2 separate regions of the Homo sapiens genome follow, and region 2 is linked to region 1. Evidence: chromatin loops called from intact Hi-C (ENCODE). Cell type or tissue: heart right ventricle. All regions are shown on one strand. Each heading gives the region's core, and the rest is flanking DNA. Links, peaks and the distances in the headings are about the cores only.

Evidence for each region. Peaks named below come from ENCODE experiments on the same cell type or tissue, not always from the same donor. Only the 100,000 strongest peaks of a DNase experiment are listed, where the experiment ranks them.
Region 2: it touches region 1 in a loop (14-fold over the local background); 106 of 110 quality-filtered maps call a loop at or near these places.

Annotation. Positions count from the first base shown.
Region 1 is chr6:3,248,136-3,256,464 of GRCh38, forward strand. It overlaps a transcript of PSMG4 not described here. Among named protein-coding and RNA genes, the nearest start is that of PSMG4, 6.6 kb to the right of the region's middle. RefSeq lists a silencer at 3,340-3,634 and an enhancer at 4,380-4,674. In heart right ventricle, for the core only: CTCF peaks have their summits at 3,515 (motif pointing left) and 3,725; a DNase peak (open chromatin) is centred at 3,506; H3K4me3 peaks cover 630 bases; H3K27me3 peaks cover 2,201 bases.
Region 2 is chr6:3,122,167-3,130,495 of GRCh38, forward strand. It overlaps BPHL (biphenyl hydrolase like), which reads left to right. Exons shown (of 7, transcript NM_004332.4): 2 at 1,491-1,594; 3 at 5,076-5,242; 4 at 6,879-7,032. Among named protein-coding and RNA genes, the nearest start is that of BPHL, 7.6 kb to the left of the region's middle. In heart right ventricle, for the core only: a CTCF peak has its summit at 4,366 (motif pointing right); a DNase peak (open chromatin) is centred at 4,405; H3K4me3 peaks cover 2,400 bases; H3K27ac peaks cover 1,391 bases.

The DNA.
Region 1 (8,329 bases), core at 208-8,207:
TCACTAGGCATGATTTGGACCCAGGATATAAATTCTCTTTCGTGGGACGGGAGAGTTGTGTCTTTGCTTATCCTCGGGGAGTCTCACTGTGCCCCACTGATCATGCGTGCCTTCCAAAGCTGTCAGGTAGCCCCTCCACAATCACACATATGTGCAACCACATATTTTCCAACCCAAACGAGGGTACACACCATCTGGGGAGGGATTCCCCCTTCCCATATGCGTGAATTCGTTTAGCTAAAAAGCATTAACAGTCACAAAATAAAATCACATTGAGACCCACATTTTAATGGAAACACTGGACCTTTGGGGTTGTGCTGGAGATTTTGAGATCTGGGATAAGAAACCCAGAGTGAGCAGGTGGAACAGTTCCCACTGGCTTTGGTGACATGGCCCCAGGACTGCTGTCTACCTGGAGGGCCTGTTTGGAGCTGATTTCGGAGAGGTGGTGGCTACACTCCTCGCCACTGTGTGCACGGTGCCTGACCTTGCCTGGAAGCCTGCGTGTTCACTTAAATTCAGGTCCTCTGTTCAGCACCCCATAGCTCCTCACGGATCCTCACCCTCCATCCCTGCCTGGGATCCCCACTCTTCCACCTGGAAAGGGGTGCAGGGAGGTGGTCCAGGATCCAAGCCTCAGCTCCACCCTCAGCGACTAAGTGCCTTGTGGGCTCTTCATTTATTCAGCGTTCAGTTCCTTTTTTGAAAAGTGAGTCATGGCTGGGTGCGGTGGCTCACGCCTGCAATCCTAGCACTTTGGGAGGCTGAGGCGGGTGCATCACCTGAGGTCAGCAGTTCGAGACCAGCCTGGCCAACATGGCAAAACCCCGTCTCTACAAAAAGTACAAAATTAGCCAGGCATGGCTGTAATCCCAGCTACTAGGGAGGCTGAGGCAGAAGAATTGCTTGAACCCAGGAAGCAGAGGTTGCAGTGAGCCGACATCAAGCATTGCAATCCAGCCTGGGCAACAAAAGCTAAACTCCATCTCAAAAAAAAAAAAAAAGAAAAGAAAGAAAGAAAAAAAGAAAAGTGAGTCATTATACCTGCTGCCTCGGGATTTGTATTTTATTTTTACTTTATTTAATTAATTTATTTAGAGACAGGGTCTCACTCTGTTGCCCAGGCTGGAGTGCAGTGGCGGGATCATAGCTCACTGCAGCCTCTGACTCCTGGGCTAAATCGATCCTCCCACCTGAGCCTCCTGAGGAGCTGGGACTACAGGTGGATGCCACCATGTTTGGCTTTGCTGGGATTTCTGTGAGGCTCTTCAAATATATGACCTGACTCTTACCCCACTAGGCTACTCTACCCCCCGTCCCATGCTGCCCTACAGCACTGCTCACCCATTTCCCCTGCCCAGCACACCCTCTTCTCTTCCTCTAGCCTAACTCACCCTGACATCTCAGGCCCAGCTACCTGACCAGCCTGGCTCAGCCCCTTCTTACTCCTGAACTGTGTGGTGTTTCATGCTCTGTCTTCTATTGTTGGTTTTCATTCTGTGTTTGCTGGTCTTGTCTCTGCAACAAGCTGTCTGTGCCTGGAGATCCAATCAAATACACAATAGTGTGCACGGAGCTCAGTGCATAGAAAATCTGCTGGAAGAAAGGGTTAGCAAGATGAGGACCAACTACCCAACTGCTCTCATGCTGGAAATCTCCTTTCTGTTGTGCTGTGCTTAATCTGCCATCTTGTTACTGCCCTTCCCTAAAGCAAGTGGGTAAAAAAGCTGGGCTGCCCCCCAGGCCTAGCCTGATGGGGAGGAATCTTTTTATTCATCACTCATGGTTCCTACTGAGCCACAGCCCAGGGCTGGCCCTACACCGCAGGGGCAGGGTTGGGGAAGGTAAAATTTGGGCTCCTGCTGCCCCTGCCTCCACAGCAGCAGGGGTCGGGTGGAGTGAAGACAGGGTGCCTCCCTAATGCCCTTCATGGGGTTGCCCAGGGTCTAAGGCCAGAGCTGTCCTCTGGGTAGGGCAGGGCTGTATTGACACTTGCTCGGTTAAGAAAACTGTATTGACATTTTAGGAAGAGTTATAGAAAAATCTCATTCTGGTTGATTCTGCCTGTGAATCACAGTGATGTGAGGCTTAACTTGTTTCCATCCACTTTAAGCCTTTTTCCTCTGGACGAAACAGGATTATCCTATTTTTCCTTTTGAACCAGGGCCTGATGACATCAGAACTTGGGCAAGCCTTCTTCTTTTGTGTACTGGGAAACGGCTGCTGCTGGCCAAAGTGTTTTGTCTGTGCTTGTGAAGGGTGAGTGGGGACAGCTGGGACCCACAGCTGGAAGAATGCAGGTGCTGCTGAGATGGGGAAGCCTGTGGGAAAGCAGGCTTGGAGGGAAACCGCACAGTAAGTTGGAGGTTTCTGATGGAGATGCCGAGTAGGCAGCTGACCATATGCACTGGAGCTCAGGCGAGAGGTTGGCTCCAGAGAAACCAGTGTGGGAGTCATCCGTGTGCAGAAGGAATTAAGCCATGGGCTGCGGAGCTGGAGAGAATAGGACGCTGGACGCTTCTGCTGCACAGGTGGGACTATGACGAAGAACCAGCCAAGGAGCCTGAGAAGGAGGGACCTGGAGGGACGAGGCACCAAGACAGAGCAGCGCCCCAGAAATCAAATGCTGCCCGTTGAGCAAGGAAGAGACTAAGATGTGGCGTGGTGACCTTGGTGGAAGCAGTTTAGTGAAATGTCAGGAAAGAAGCGAGTTCACAAGAGCAAGGGAAGAGAGGAATTGAAAACAGCACATATGAAGCCTTTTTCCAGGAGTTTTGCTGTAGAGGGAAGCAGAGATACGGGGAGGTAATCAGAGTGAATGTATGATCAAAGGAAGATTTTTGTTGTTGTTTTGAGACAGGATCTCATTCTATCGCCCAGGCTGGAGTGCAGTGGTATAATCATAGCTCACTGCAGCCTGGAACTCCTGGACTCAAGTGATCCTCCCACCTCAGCCTCCAAAGTAGCTGAGTCTACAGGTGCACACCACCACGCCTGGCTAAGTTTTCATTTTTTGTAGAGACAAGTTCTCACTATGTTGCCAGGCTGACCTCAAACTCCTGACTTCATGTAGTCCTCCCACCTCGGCCTCCCAAAGCACTGGGATTACAGATGTGAGCCACCTTGCCCAGCTGGTCACGGAGCAGTTTTCTTATCCATCATCTTTGAATCTTTGTTCTTAATGAAATTCATGCCAGACAAAGGCTCACAATCTAACCTGGTCGGAGAAAGAGGAGGGGGTGAATCAAACACCCTAGGAAACCTTGCTTTTTCTCTTCGAATCGGCCTCTTTCGCCTTCTGCTGCTGGGCGGTTTTACATTTGTGGGCTGTGAACTACCCGGGGACCAGGACCCCCGTGCTTCATCTGCAATTGCAGAATCTGGAGAAATAAACTGTCCTGCCCGAGTGATCTGCAGGAGCAAGAATCCAGTAACTCCCATCGCTTTCTGAAAGCAAAGGCAGCTCTCAACCTGCCCGCTTCCTTCCCACCTGCCACCTAGTGGCCCCCTGCAGAATGACATGGGCGGCAGTGAAGGGCTCCAGTTACCATTCGGCTCTCTTATCTGATCTTCATAGGGTATTAGCTCGGGAAGGCGCCTTAGAGACGATCTAAGCCAATCGTCTCAATTTACAGCTAAGATAACAGACCTAGAATAAAGGTATAGAGATAATTAGTGGTAGAGCTAGGACTAGAGCCTAAGACCCTGATGAGGCCTGCAGTGAGGTCCTTCTGTGTTCTCTCACTCAACCATTCAATCAACTTTCGCTATCTGCCTTACATGCAGAGTCCAAGGCTGTGCACTGCACTGCAGACGAAAGGCCCTGTCGCTATCCTTAGGAGCTTCCTGAGAGGAAGGTGGGCATGCAGAAAGACCATTACATAAAATATATCTTATTTTACATTGCATACAATGATTGCTCTATAGGAGGTAAAAATGAGGGCCAAGAGAAGCTGCCGCCAGCCTGCCTGGAGCCAGGGAAGGCTTCCCTGAGGGGTGGTGTTGGGGTGAACCTCAGGAGTACTAGTCTCTCAGGCAGGTAAGGCAGGGCAGGCCCAGGCCCAGTGGCGCCGTGTGTGGTGGTACACGGGGCAGATACTGAACTGTGGAGTTATTGCCTGAGCGTGACATCAGGGACAGACACGAAGGGGACCAGCAGCTAGGTGAGGGGCCTTGTGTGTCTGCAAAGGTGTTTGGGCTACACATCACCAAAGAATTATTAGAAGGCGTAGCATCATCAGACATATTGCTTCAATAGATCTCTCTGGCAATAGTGAGAAAGAAAAATTGGAAGCCAGTGAAACAAGAAGCAAGGAAACATCAGAATGTCACAGCAGCAGTGCAGGCCAGTGTGGGAGATGTGAGCAGGCAGCGCTGCTGCAGTAACTGGGAAGAGTCTCATATTTACGGTTGGGAAATGAATGCGTCTGGTCTGTGCACCACTGTCCGGAACACAGTCAGGCAAGCTGGCCGCGGGTAGGACAGGAGAGGAAGGGAGGAGCTGCTCAGTGTGGTTGCGCCGAGGGGCCGGTGCTGTGAGTCAGGTGGGAACGCCTGCAGGCTGCTGGGTGTGCCTGTGGCTCTGAGAGCAATGCTAGCCACAGATTCACTTTAGTTGAGGAACAAAATCAGCCAGAAAGGGCGAAAGCGGCTGTCAGAATTGACCATGCACATTGCGCCCAAGTGGCCATGCCTTTAATCCGTTGTCTTCAACAGAAAGTCCCCACAGGAAAGACCTTAGGCAAGGCAGTTCTCAGGAGCTGAACAAATCCCTATGGGGGATGACACTTGAAGGCTCTGTGCTCCCAGCAGCTGGGCGACAGTTCTTCCCTGGCAAGGGGATCTGCCCTTCCCAGGCTGGAGTTGCTGTTTCCTCCATTTACTGTCACAGTTGGGCAAGGGAGTCCCCTGTGGCGCCCAAGTAGATCAGCTGAGTACCGAATACCTTCCTTGCTCCTCCCACAGGGTGTCAACAGCCCTCTTCCTGCTGATGACCAGGGTGGATCTCCCTTGCCAGGATGGTGACTGTTCTCAACTCACCAAGGAGCCCAAAGTGCCCCACAGCAGCCATGGCTTACTGCTTAACGGGGCTCTTGCTAAGTCTCAGGTGGAAGTGTTCTCCCTTTGGGATATGGGGCTTCTAATCCTGCAGTCCACAGGCGCAGGTTTGGGAAGCCCACTCTCCTCAGTGGACTGTTGGAAGTGACAGCCATTTTTGCCTCCACTTCTTGGTTCCCTGTTTCTTGTAGTCTTTTCACTGGGGACATGGTAAAAGGTGACAACCTGCTAGCTGCCCTCGCTCGCTGTCGGTGCCTCTTCTGCCTCGACGTCCTCTCTCGCCGCGCTTGAGGAGCCCTCTAGTCCGCCGCTGCACTATGGGAGCCCCTCTCTGGGGCTGGCCGAGGCTGGAGCCGACTCCCTCTGCTTGCAGGAAGGCGTGGACCGACAGGCGCGGGCGGGAACAAGGGCTGGGCGGGGCGCTCAGCGCGAGTTCCGGGTGGGCGCGGGCTTGGCATGCCCCGCGCTCGGAGCAACCGGCCGGCGCCACCGGCCCTGCACAGTTAAGAACTTAGCACCCCGGACAACAGCTGTGGAAGGGGCCCCGGGTCCCCCAGCACTGCCGGCCCGCCCGCGCCGCGCTAGAATTTTCACCGGGACTCAACCGCCTCCCCGCAGAGCAAGGCTCGGGACCTGCAACCCGCCATGTCTAACACCCCCGCGGTGGGCTCCCGCGCGGCCCAAGCCTCCCCGGCAAGTGCCACCCCCTGCTTCTCGGCGACCGGTCCCATCGACCGCCCAACGGCTGAATAATGCAGGCGGTGACTGGCAGCTCCGCCCGTGGCGCTGGCGGGGGATCCACTTAGGAAACCCAGCTGGGCTCCTGAATTGGGTGGGGACTTAAACAACTTTCATGTCCCTCTGGAGAATTATATATGCGCTAATCAGCACTCTGTGTCTTCCCAATCTGGTAGGGACTTGGAGAACTTTTATGTCTAGCTAAAGGATTGTAAATACACCAATCAGCACTCTGTGTCTAGCTCAGGGATTGTAAACGCACCAATCAGCATCCTGTCAAAAAATGGACGCATCTGCTCTTTGTAAAACGGACCAATCAGCTCTCTGTAAAACGGACCAATCAGCTCTCTGTAAAACAGACCAATCAGCTCTCTGTAAAATGGACCAATCAGCTCTCTGTAAAATGGGCCAATCAGCAGGATGTGGGTGGGGTCAGATAAGGGAATAAAAGCAGGCTGCCCGACCTGCTGTTGGTGGCACATCTGAGGAGGTATGGCTTTGTGCTGTAATAGTTTTCTGCTTTTTTTGTGTGTCTTTTTAGATAAATATTGTTGCTGGTGGTTTTTTGTGTATGTGTTGGGTTTATGAGCTGTAACAATTATCTGGAAGGTGTGCAGATTTGTTCTCGGGGTTTGTGAGGCTGGGAACCCAACGATGGAAGTAAATAATTCCAGTAGGCGTAGCTTTAAGAGGTGTAACACTGATTGTGAAGGCCTACAGCTTTGTTCCTTCAAGCTGCGAAACCACTAAACTCAACAGAAAGAAGCTGTGGGATGCGCCTGGACACCAGAAAAAACAAACTCCCCCTGTGCCTCTTTTAAAAACTGTAATGCTCACCTGTAGGGTCTGGCTGAATGCTTGGGGTCAGAGCAACAAGACACCAATTCTGGACACAGTGGGACCTTAGAAAACACTTTAACTCAGGGTGAACATGAGATGCTGGAGGGTGACTCCGACCTTGTAAGTGAATGATCTCTGAGCTGGTGCTTCAGCCATTCTCTCACTGGGTGTCAGCTGTTGGGTGTTGCAGAGCATGTGATGTGGCTGTGGATCCCATGGACCTAGCGCACTCCCATGTGGGAGCGCTGGGATAATGGCGCTTTCTGATTCTCTGGACAGGAACAAACACACTTGGAATATGCTTCTATTCCTAAGAAGTTGGCTGCATAGGAGCACAACATCACCAGCTTACCACGTATTGGTCATTCTCTTTGAGGAGCAGGGCCATACTGACGGCTTACATGTGCGCTCTGGTGGAAGTAGGATGTTTGGTGGCAGCAGGAGCAAAATCAACTCTGGTAAGCCTTCCATGCTGTTGGGTTCTGTGTTACCACGGCTGTCTTACGGGTCTATCGGTGCCCATCCTGGGAGAGTGGTGGATGAGGCTAACGGCAACTGGTGGAGTCATTCTATGTAGTTGCTTAATTTTTCCTGTGGTGGATGATGTTTGTTGAGTGATAACATGACAAGGATTTTCACACTTCGTGGACACTCCAGCCACATGCCCCTTCTCAGACCACCACCTCTTTTATCTTCCCGTCTTTCTCCCCAAAGGTACCTAAACTGCCTGGCCAGGTCATTCCCCACTGCCCATGAGTCTGTATAGACTCCAACCTTGGGCTGCTGTTCTGTTTACATGAGATGGTTACCCAGACCCACTGCCTGAGTGAGGCAGAAGTGCAGCTGTCATCTATTTGTAGCTTGCGCCCACAGACAAACGAGTCCGAGAGCCTTAAGTGATTTGTATGAGATCCCTCCTATGGCCAAAAGCAGGAACTGAAGAAGGGGTATTGGTAAAACAGGTGGCAGTGGGCAAATGCACCAATGTGATATTCTGTGGAATGTCCAGAGAGTCCCAATCTTTTCAGACAGGGCAGAGATTAGAATTGTGGGCAAAACTGTAAATGAATGTCGTCCATCTCACGTGAATGCAAATTGTTTTGTCTTCCTCTTTCCTGATTGGGATAGAAAACACATTTGCTGCATCCTTGGTCACGTACCATGTACCTATGGCATTATCACACCACTCTAGCAAAGATTCCACATCTGCTATGGCAGCCACAATGGGGATTGCTTCTTGGTTGGGTTTATAGAAGTCAATTGCCATCTTCCAGGACTTGACTGAATTAAATAGCAATATGAAGTCTACCACCACTGCATCCTTTGGCTCCTGAAGGGTGGCACAAATTTTCACCATCCTCCCCAGGATGGAATACTGTTTTTGACATGCTTGCTTGGCTGGGGGAAGGGCAATAATTCTAGAAGCTTCCACTTGGTTTTCTCCACTATGATAGCTCCTACCCTATAGGGCACAGATCCAATGTGGGTGCTGGGCTAATTTCTAGGTATATATATCCCAGTTATACATTTGAGGACCAGGGAAATGACCCCTGATGGGTCCACAGACCCAGTGGACCTTTGGCGAGGACTCCCTTTATTTTCTGTTCCTGTATGGATGGTTCCCCACTCGAGAAGGACTGTGATGACACTTCAGTTTCCCCAGATCTCAATTCCAGCTCTAACCCTTCAAATG
Region 2 (8,329 bases), core at 119-8,118, 130 kb before region 1:
CTACTTGGGAGGCTGAGGCAGGAGAATGGTGTGAACCCGGGAGGTGGAACTTGCAGTGAGCCGAGATGGCGCCACTGCACTCCAGCCTGGGCGACAGAGTGAGACTCCATCTCAAAAAATAAATAAATAAAAATAAAAATAAAAGGAGATGGTGGTTGATTTCATTGTATTGGCACTCCACCAGGAGAAGAGAGCGCCTCCTTCTGGCATCTGTCCTGGCTTGCCATCATGTCCCTCCTGTGCTTCACTCAGTCATCTGTCTGATAAGCTGTGGGAAGGCTGATGGAGCCTGGTCCTGGTGCAGGGGCCGTCTGTGTGCCCCACTGGTATATATCCCAGGACAGTCTGGCTGTCCTCGAAGAGCAGCTGAGGAGAGGTTAATCAGAACACCTGTACGGCACCCATAATTCAGGCAGCACAGACACTGGCATTATGCCTGTCCTGAGGCGTTGTCCTGTGCTAAGTGTGGTCCAGTTAGATGCTGGATCCTAGGAGGTCTTAGGCCAAGGCGGGTGAGTGGCAGGAAGGAGGGCTCTTGAGATGGAGGCTTATGGACAGGGCTACTTAGCAGTTGACACAGACATATTTTAACATCTTAAAAAACAGTAGGATTTATCCGTGCAGATGGGCACTGTTGACTATGGCCCTCCTGCAGCAGGCCAGACAACACAGGATACCCTACAGCTAAAGAACAGCCTGGAGATCGAGACCTTGGGACCAGTCTCATCTTTGGGAATGTCACCAAGGCTGCTGAAGGTCTGGGTAGGTCCTCTGGGCCTGCTGAGTGCAGACGAGTGACTCCAGGGTCTCTGCCCCTGATGTCCACCCTCGTTTCACGCCAGCCTGCACTTGAGGACCCTTGGCTTCCAGCTCACCGGCGTGTGCCATGAGCCTCTGTGGCCATTGATTGAGCAAGCCGCCTAGGGTTTTTGTAGGGTGAGCCCCAGGCTGGGCACAATAGCGTATTCAAGCATGAGGGCACAGTTCAGATCGGCAGTCTAGTAAAGAAAATTCAAACTCATGTCACTGTTCAGAATTGGAAAAATCGAAATAACCCAAGGAGACTGAGAGGCGTTCTGGAGGCGACTCATTCATATACAAAGACAGTTTTATCATATTAAATTCGTGCTGTTAAATGATTTTCCTCTGGGGGTGGATTTTTAAACATTTTTCAAATTTTATTTTTTAATTGACATAAGTGTACCTGTTTATGGGGTAGATAGTGATGTTTCGATAGATACAAGGTGTAGTGATCAGATCAGTGTAATTAGCATATCCATCGTCTCAAACATTTATCATGTCTTTGTGTTGGGAACATTCAGTATCTTCCTTCTAGCTATTTTAAACTATCGCTTATTGTTAGCCGTAGTCATCCTACAGCGCGTAGAACACTAACACTTATTCCTCCTGTCTAGCTGGAATTTTGAATCAACTAAGAAATCTTCCCATCTCCCCTTTCCCCCTGTGGGGATGTGTTTTTTCTCTTCTAGCACCTCGGTAACCTCTGCCAAAGTGGCTGTGAATGGCGTTCAGCTGCATTACCAGCAGACTGGAGAGGGAGATCACGCAGTCCTGCTACTTCCTGGGATGTTAGGTCTGGGTACTTTTTAATGGAATGTTTTTGCATGCTGTAAAATCTATGATGCATTCACAATACTAGATGCCAAATACTGATGATTAATTTTAGTGCTTTTTTGAAATGTTTTCATATTTGCTACAATCAAACTTAAATGACTTAGAAAAGTAGGTAACTTTCTACTGCTGTTCAGAATTGGATTTTTTATTCCTTTAGTAAAGTACCCAGTTTTTCCTATTGCAAGTACTCTGTGAAATCACAGTTGCCCATAATTTGGGAGGGTGACAGGGGTCAAGGAAAGGGGTGTGGGAAGAAGGTAAAGGAGGAACGTGAGTGGGTAATCAGTCATCCTAGTTTGCTTGGCGTTGGGGGATTTTCCAGGATGTGGGACTTTCAGTGCTAAAACTAGAGTGAATTGATCACTTGTTGTGGTTGATAATATATTCCGTTAAAATAAGAGGTAAGAAAAAAAAAACCTCAGTTTGATTCTTTTTAGAAATCAGAGTTAGATTGGCATATTACCCTCTCTCAATATATGGGCCATAATAAAGCCTACTGGATCTCAATCTCATTTTGCAGAACTGGAGTTCAGATGTAGAAAGTTCAAGGGAAAAATTTGCAGTGATTCCAGTACATCCGAAATCTGGTTTTAAGGGTGTTAGTATTGTTGCTTTATTTTTGATTTAGTTAAATAATCCTAATATTTAATCTCAGTATTCCTGGGGGACTGGATCCAGGAAGCCCTCAGATCCCAAAATCTGAGGATCCTCAAGTCCCTGATATAAAATAGCTCAATGTTTGCATGGAAGCTACGCATGTTCTCCTGTATACTTTAAGTCATGTCTAGATTACTTACCATATCTCATGCAATGTAAATGCTGTGCAAATAATTGTTATTTTGTATTGTTTAGGGAATAATGACAAGGAAAAACGTCTGTACATGTTCAGTACAGACCCAACCACCCATTTTTTTCCCGAAATATTTTTGTTCCGAGGTTGGTTGAATCCACAGATGTAGAACCACGGATAGGAAGGCTGACTGTACTTATTTCTTTGTGATTTGCTTCTTTCTAAAAGTGAAGTGCTAAAAAGGTTCCACTTGACTGAGCCTCAGCGGATCGTGGCACTGTTGCACGTGTGTCTAAATGGTGTTTGGTACCTTTGTTTTCCTTAACCTGATGAACAAGGACACTGACTCTCATGGCTGATGGGGAGCTAAAGTTATCTGTAAAAACATTGCCTATCTTAGCTTTCCATTATTTCGGTATTGCAGTCATTGTCCAGGTGCTAAAAACTTACCAATTTAATTTTTTTTTTTTTTTTTGAGAGGGAGTCTCACTGTTGCCCAGGCTGGAGCCAGTGGCACTATCTTGGTTCACCACAACCTCTACCTCCCAGGTTCAAGCGATTCTCCTGCCTCAGCCTCCTGAGTAGCTGGGATTACAGGTGTGCACCACCATGCCTGGCTAATTTTGTATTTTTAGTAGAGACGAGATTTCACCATGTTGTCCAGGCTGGTCTCAAACTGCTGACCTCAGGTGATCTACTCGCCCCGGCCTCCCAAAATGCTGGGATTACAGGCATGAGCCACAGCACCTGTCCCCAATTTAATTTTTTTTTATGTAAAGTATTAGCATGATTCCAATATTAAAAAAAATGGACCAGAGGAGATTCTCTCTCCTGTCCTATCCTCAGCACCCAGTTCCCCTCCCCACAGGCCTCTCAGATGTTACATGCTGATAACTATGTACATGTATTCCTTAAATGTTTTTTTAAGTTTTATATTCTTGGCACTGGTCTTCAAATGTGTACATGTGTGCCAGGGAGCAAATGCCTTCTTGTTTCTGAAATTGGTCTTTTAGACTGTTCTTTTTTCCCATCTTCTCACCTCCTGCCCCTCCTTCAGGGTACTTCCGTGGCCAGAACCCCTCCAGGTCAGAGGCAGAAGAGAAGCCTCATGGGTCACAGCAGCAGATGTGGGCTGGAGATCTATTCATTTGGTTTTGGCTTGAATTTTCTGAATGGTTTACTTGATCTTGGGAAAGATATATCTTGCCAGGAAAAATGATAGGCCTTGACAATGTTGAATGATCCTGCACCACCTTGAAAGACATTTTCTAATATGGTTTGTCAGGCAAAGTGGTTAGTAGTCATTTGTGGCCTGAGGTAGAAGTCCTCAGAAATCAGCAGACTTCACTGATAAAATGCTGACTTGCCCCTGGACTGGGCTCTGTGAGAGTGGCCTTCTGCACTGTGCACAGTAGGTGTGAACACACCACACCTACAGGGACCACGTGGTGGGCTGTGGACTAGCGGCCAAGCTCCCTGCAGGCCCACTAATAGAATTCAGCTTTTAGCATGGGCTGTTTCATACTGTTCTGATGAAACTGATTTGGTTTCTTTCCTCCATACCCCTTCTGCATTTCAGTGTTTTTGTTTAGTTTTCCTGGTTTTTAATTATAACTACAAAATAAAATCTTTAGGCTATTCACCTTAGCTTAGTAAAAAAAAAAAAAATTAAAAATCTGGAATTTTAGAATTCTACTTTGAATAACTTGGACCAAATCTCATAAATTTCTTTGCAGATATTATAGAGATCCCTCTCATGTGTAAGTCATTGTTTTAAGAAGAATAGATAACCCAGAAGCATATCTGTGAATTAATTTGTATACAGTTTCATTAATTCTTTCCTTTAGAAAAGGAAGATTAAGCCAAAGAGGTTTCAAAAGTGCTGAAATAATACAGAAGCAAAGGAAGACCCAGGGCCTCTGTCTTTCTCAAAATAGCCACCAGGGGGAGGTCGGAGGCAGGCCTGCACTCCGCCGGGAAAGGAAGCGCGCCTCCTTTTTTTTTTTTTTTGGTGGAGGGACAGAGTCGCACTTTGTCACCAGGGTAGAGTGCAGTGGCGCAATCTCCGTTCACTGCAACCTCTGCTTCCCTGGTTCAAGCGATCCGCCCGCCTTGGCCTCCCAAAGTGCTGGGATTACAGGCGTGAGCCACCGCGCCCGGCCCCTTTTTTTTTTTTTTTTGGAGACTGAGTCTTGCCCTGTGCTCAGGCTGGAGTGCAATGGCGCGATCTGGGCTCACTGCAACCTCCGCCTCCCGGGTTCAAGCAATTCTCCTGCCTCAGCCTCCTGAGTAGCTGGGACTACAGGCGCACACCGCCATGCCCGGCTACATTTTTTTTTTTTTTTTTTTTTTGTATTTTAGTAGAGATGGGGTTTCACCGTGTTGCCCAGGCCGGTCTCGAACTCCTGAGCTCAGGCAGTCCGCCCGCCTCGGCCTCCCAAAGTGCTAGGATTACAGGCGCACCCGGTCAGCCTGCCTCCTTTCTTCGAGTGGATGGATTAAGTCATTGCAAGGCTGCTTTCCTGATTACATTCTGACCACTTTGAGTAGAAACTACTTTGCTTTTAAGATTGTTATTGCTTCTGTTTTCACTGTAATGTGTTTGATAGTGAAAGCGATCACCTGAGGGTAACCAAGTGGCTGTTTTTAGGAAGTGGAGAGACTGATTTTGGACCTCAGCTCAAGAACCTCAATAAGAAGCTCTTCACGGTGGTCGCCTGGGATCCTCGAGGCTATGGACATTCCAGGCCCCCAGATCGCGATTTCCCAGCAGACTTTTTTGAAAGGGATGCAAAAGATGCTGTTGATTTGATGAAGGTAGGTCTCTGAGGGAAGGGCCAGGGGAGGAAGGGTGGCTGGGCCTGTCTTCATTTATTTTGTTTAAATTTTGTTGTTATATTTTTCTACAAAATAATACCATGTGATTGCTATAGAAAACCCCAAGAGTTCAAATAGGTATAAAGAAGAAAGTAGAAATAGCCCACAGTCCAGCTCTCTAGAGACACTACCAAATCTTGGCGGCTCTGCTTTCTGGCCAGTCTTATTACATCACAAACGCAGTTTCATATTGATGGCATCGTGCTACACCTAACGTTTTTCTAACTTACTATTTTTGTTGAACAATTTTTCAAGGAAATAACTTTCATGTCAATAAATATGCATTTATACTAGTTGTATGATAGGCACATATTATTCCATTGTATGGATGTACTGTATCTTATTTCACCAATTTTCTTTTTTTTTTTTTGAGACAGAGTGTTGCTCTGTCACCCAGGCTGGAGTGCGGTGGCGCAATCTTGGCTCACTGCAACCTCTGCCTCCCGGGTTCAAACGATTCTCCTGCCTCAGCCTCCTGAGTAGCTGGGATTACAGGCACATGCCACTATGCCCAGCTAATTTTTGTATTTTTAGTAGAGACAGGGTTTCATCGCATTAGTCCGGATGGTCTCGATCTCCTGACCTCATGATCCACCCACCTTGGCCTCCCAAAGTGCTGGGATTACAGGCATGAGCCACCACACCTGGCCTATTTCACCAGTTTTCTAATAGTAGATAATTAACTTAATTTTTAAGTTGCCTTTTTCTGCTGTTATAAATAGCAGGCAGTGAACATTCTGTTGCTCGTGGGCATTTTCATTTTTTTGCCACTATAAACAGTATTGTTGTGGACATCCTGGACTGAGCTCCTGGCACACAGGGAGAATTTCATACACATTTAGGAGACAATTTGCTAGGTGATGGAAGTTCCAGATGTTCATTTTGCAGGATAGTGCCACAGTAGTTACACCATTTTATGGTCCGGGCAGCAAATATCTTGGAGTAATATTAATTCTTTACCTTTAATTTTCCAGTCATTCCATTCTTTTTTCTTGGCGGCCTCTCTAAGATGTAATCTTTGTCCATTTTCCCTGCCAAACGCATGTCCAGACCCTCTCTGATTCACCCGCGGACTCACACAACCTCCCCATGACGCTGTTCTCTGACAGCCTGGCTCTTGCCAGTTCTTCCCACAGTTGCTTTACCAGATACCCTGCTTCACTCCATCCAGCAGAGCTCAGGGTCCCCTCTCTGATCTACAGAACTGTTCTCAAGGTCCTTGCTCAGGCATGCATATGCACACACGTGCACACGCATACACACGTATGCTGTATTTGTCATATTTAAGTACTTGGTCTCCATTGATTCTAGTTCCTTGAGCTTTTTATCCAACCAGAAGATGTAGTTCCCTCCTAATTCAAACCCATACCGTATGCTCAGGTTTTTGTGACAATTTCCACTAAAAGTAATTAAGAGAAAACATGATGTCATCAAATGGTGGACTCTAGGGTTTTTCTTTTCTGACTAATTGATACTCCAGCCTCACACCTGTATTGATTCTGATAATTAGTGATTCAGTTTCTTTTAACAGAGAGGAGCAATAACCCGTGCCGTGCATTTTGTCGTATGATCATAGGCGCTGAAGTTTAAGAAGGTTTCTCTGCTGGGGTGGAGTGATGGGGGCATAACCGCACTCATTGCTGCTGCAAAATATCCATCTTACATCCACAAGATGGTGATCTGGGGCGCCAACGCCTACGTCACTGACGAAGACAGCATGATATATGAGGGTAGGTTCTGCGAAGGGGAGATGCCGGGACGGCAGATCCTTCCCCTCTCTCCGCATCTCATCTCTTATTGTGGGATATGTTGACAAGACACATCTCTCGTGCTTCTAGTTCTCAACTCTCAGGTAGGAAGAATAACGAGTTCTCAGAAAAGTAATGCAGTTTAACCAGTCTGAGTTTTAAAGCTTTCTGTTTCCAGGAGTGAAACTTCCATGGCTCAGGAAAAGGCTAAGTAAAATCACTATTTCTATTTACTACTACTGATAATGAACTTCAGGGAAGGAGGGGGTGGTGTGAAGTGTTATTAATAATCTCATTTAAAATACTGTGAGGCCAGGCACAGTGGCTCATGCCTGTAATCCCAGCACTTTGGGAGCTCAAGGCAGAAGGATCGCTTGAGCCCAGGAGGTCGAGGCTGCAGTGAGCCATGATTGTGCCACTGCACTTTTGCCTGGGTGACAGGAGTGAGAGAGAGATGGGGGAGGAAAGAAAATAATGTTGAGTGTGGAAAAGAATCACTGGATACAAATATGAAACCTTTTATTTTGATTAAAAGAATTTCTGTGCTATTTGCATGCTTTAACGTTGTCCTTCAAGCCTGTCTTTGAGGTTTTTTTTTTTTTTTTTTGAGTTTGAGTTTCACTCTTGTTGCCTGGGCTGGAGTGCAGTCGTGCGATCTCAGCTCACCACAACCTCTTCCTCCTGGATTCAAGCGATTCTCCTGCCTCACCCTCCCAAGTAGCTGGGATTACAGGCATGTGCCACCATGCCTGGCTAATTTTGTGTTTTTTAGTAAAGACGGGGTTTCTCCATGTTGGTCAGGCTGGTTTCGAATTCCCGACCTCAGGTGATCCACCTGCCTTGGCCTCCCAAAGTGCTGGGATTACCAGCGTGAGCCCCCACGCCCAGCCTGAGGTCTTTACAGGCACTGGAATAGGGGCCAGTGAACTTCAGCCTGTGCATTACACCTAGCCTGCCTCCCACTTTTGTGCAGCCCACGTACCAATCGAGGTGGCTAGTGCTGTGAGTCACAGAGACCAAGCTGGGGTGTCCCTTTACCACCCAGCATTGCTGCCCCAGACCTGCACTGGTGGTCACTACACAGGGGTGACTGTTGGCAATGAGCAGGCACCCAGCCATGGAATTTCAGTCAGCAACTCAGGAGTTGCTTAGCCTCCAGCAAGCTGCCCCATTGAGATGACCAGGCTCTTGGGAGGAAAGAAGGGTGCACCAGGATCTAGGGGTTGCTAGGACAAGAAGTGAAACTGACCTGCGTTACCCTACTACCCCCACCTGCCAG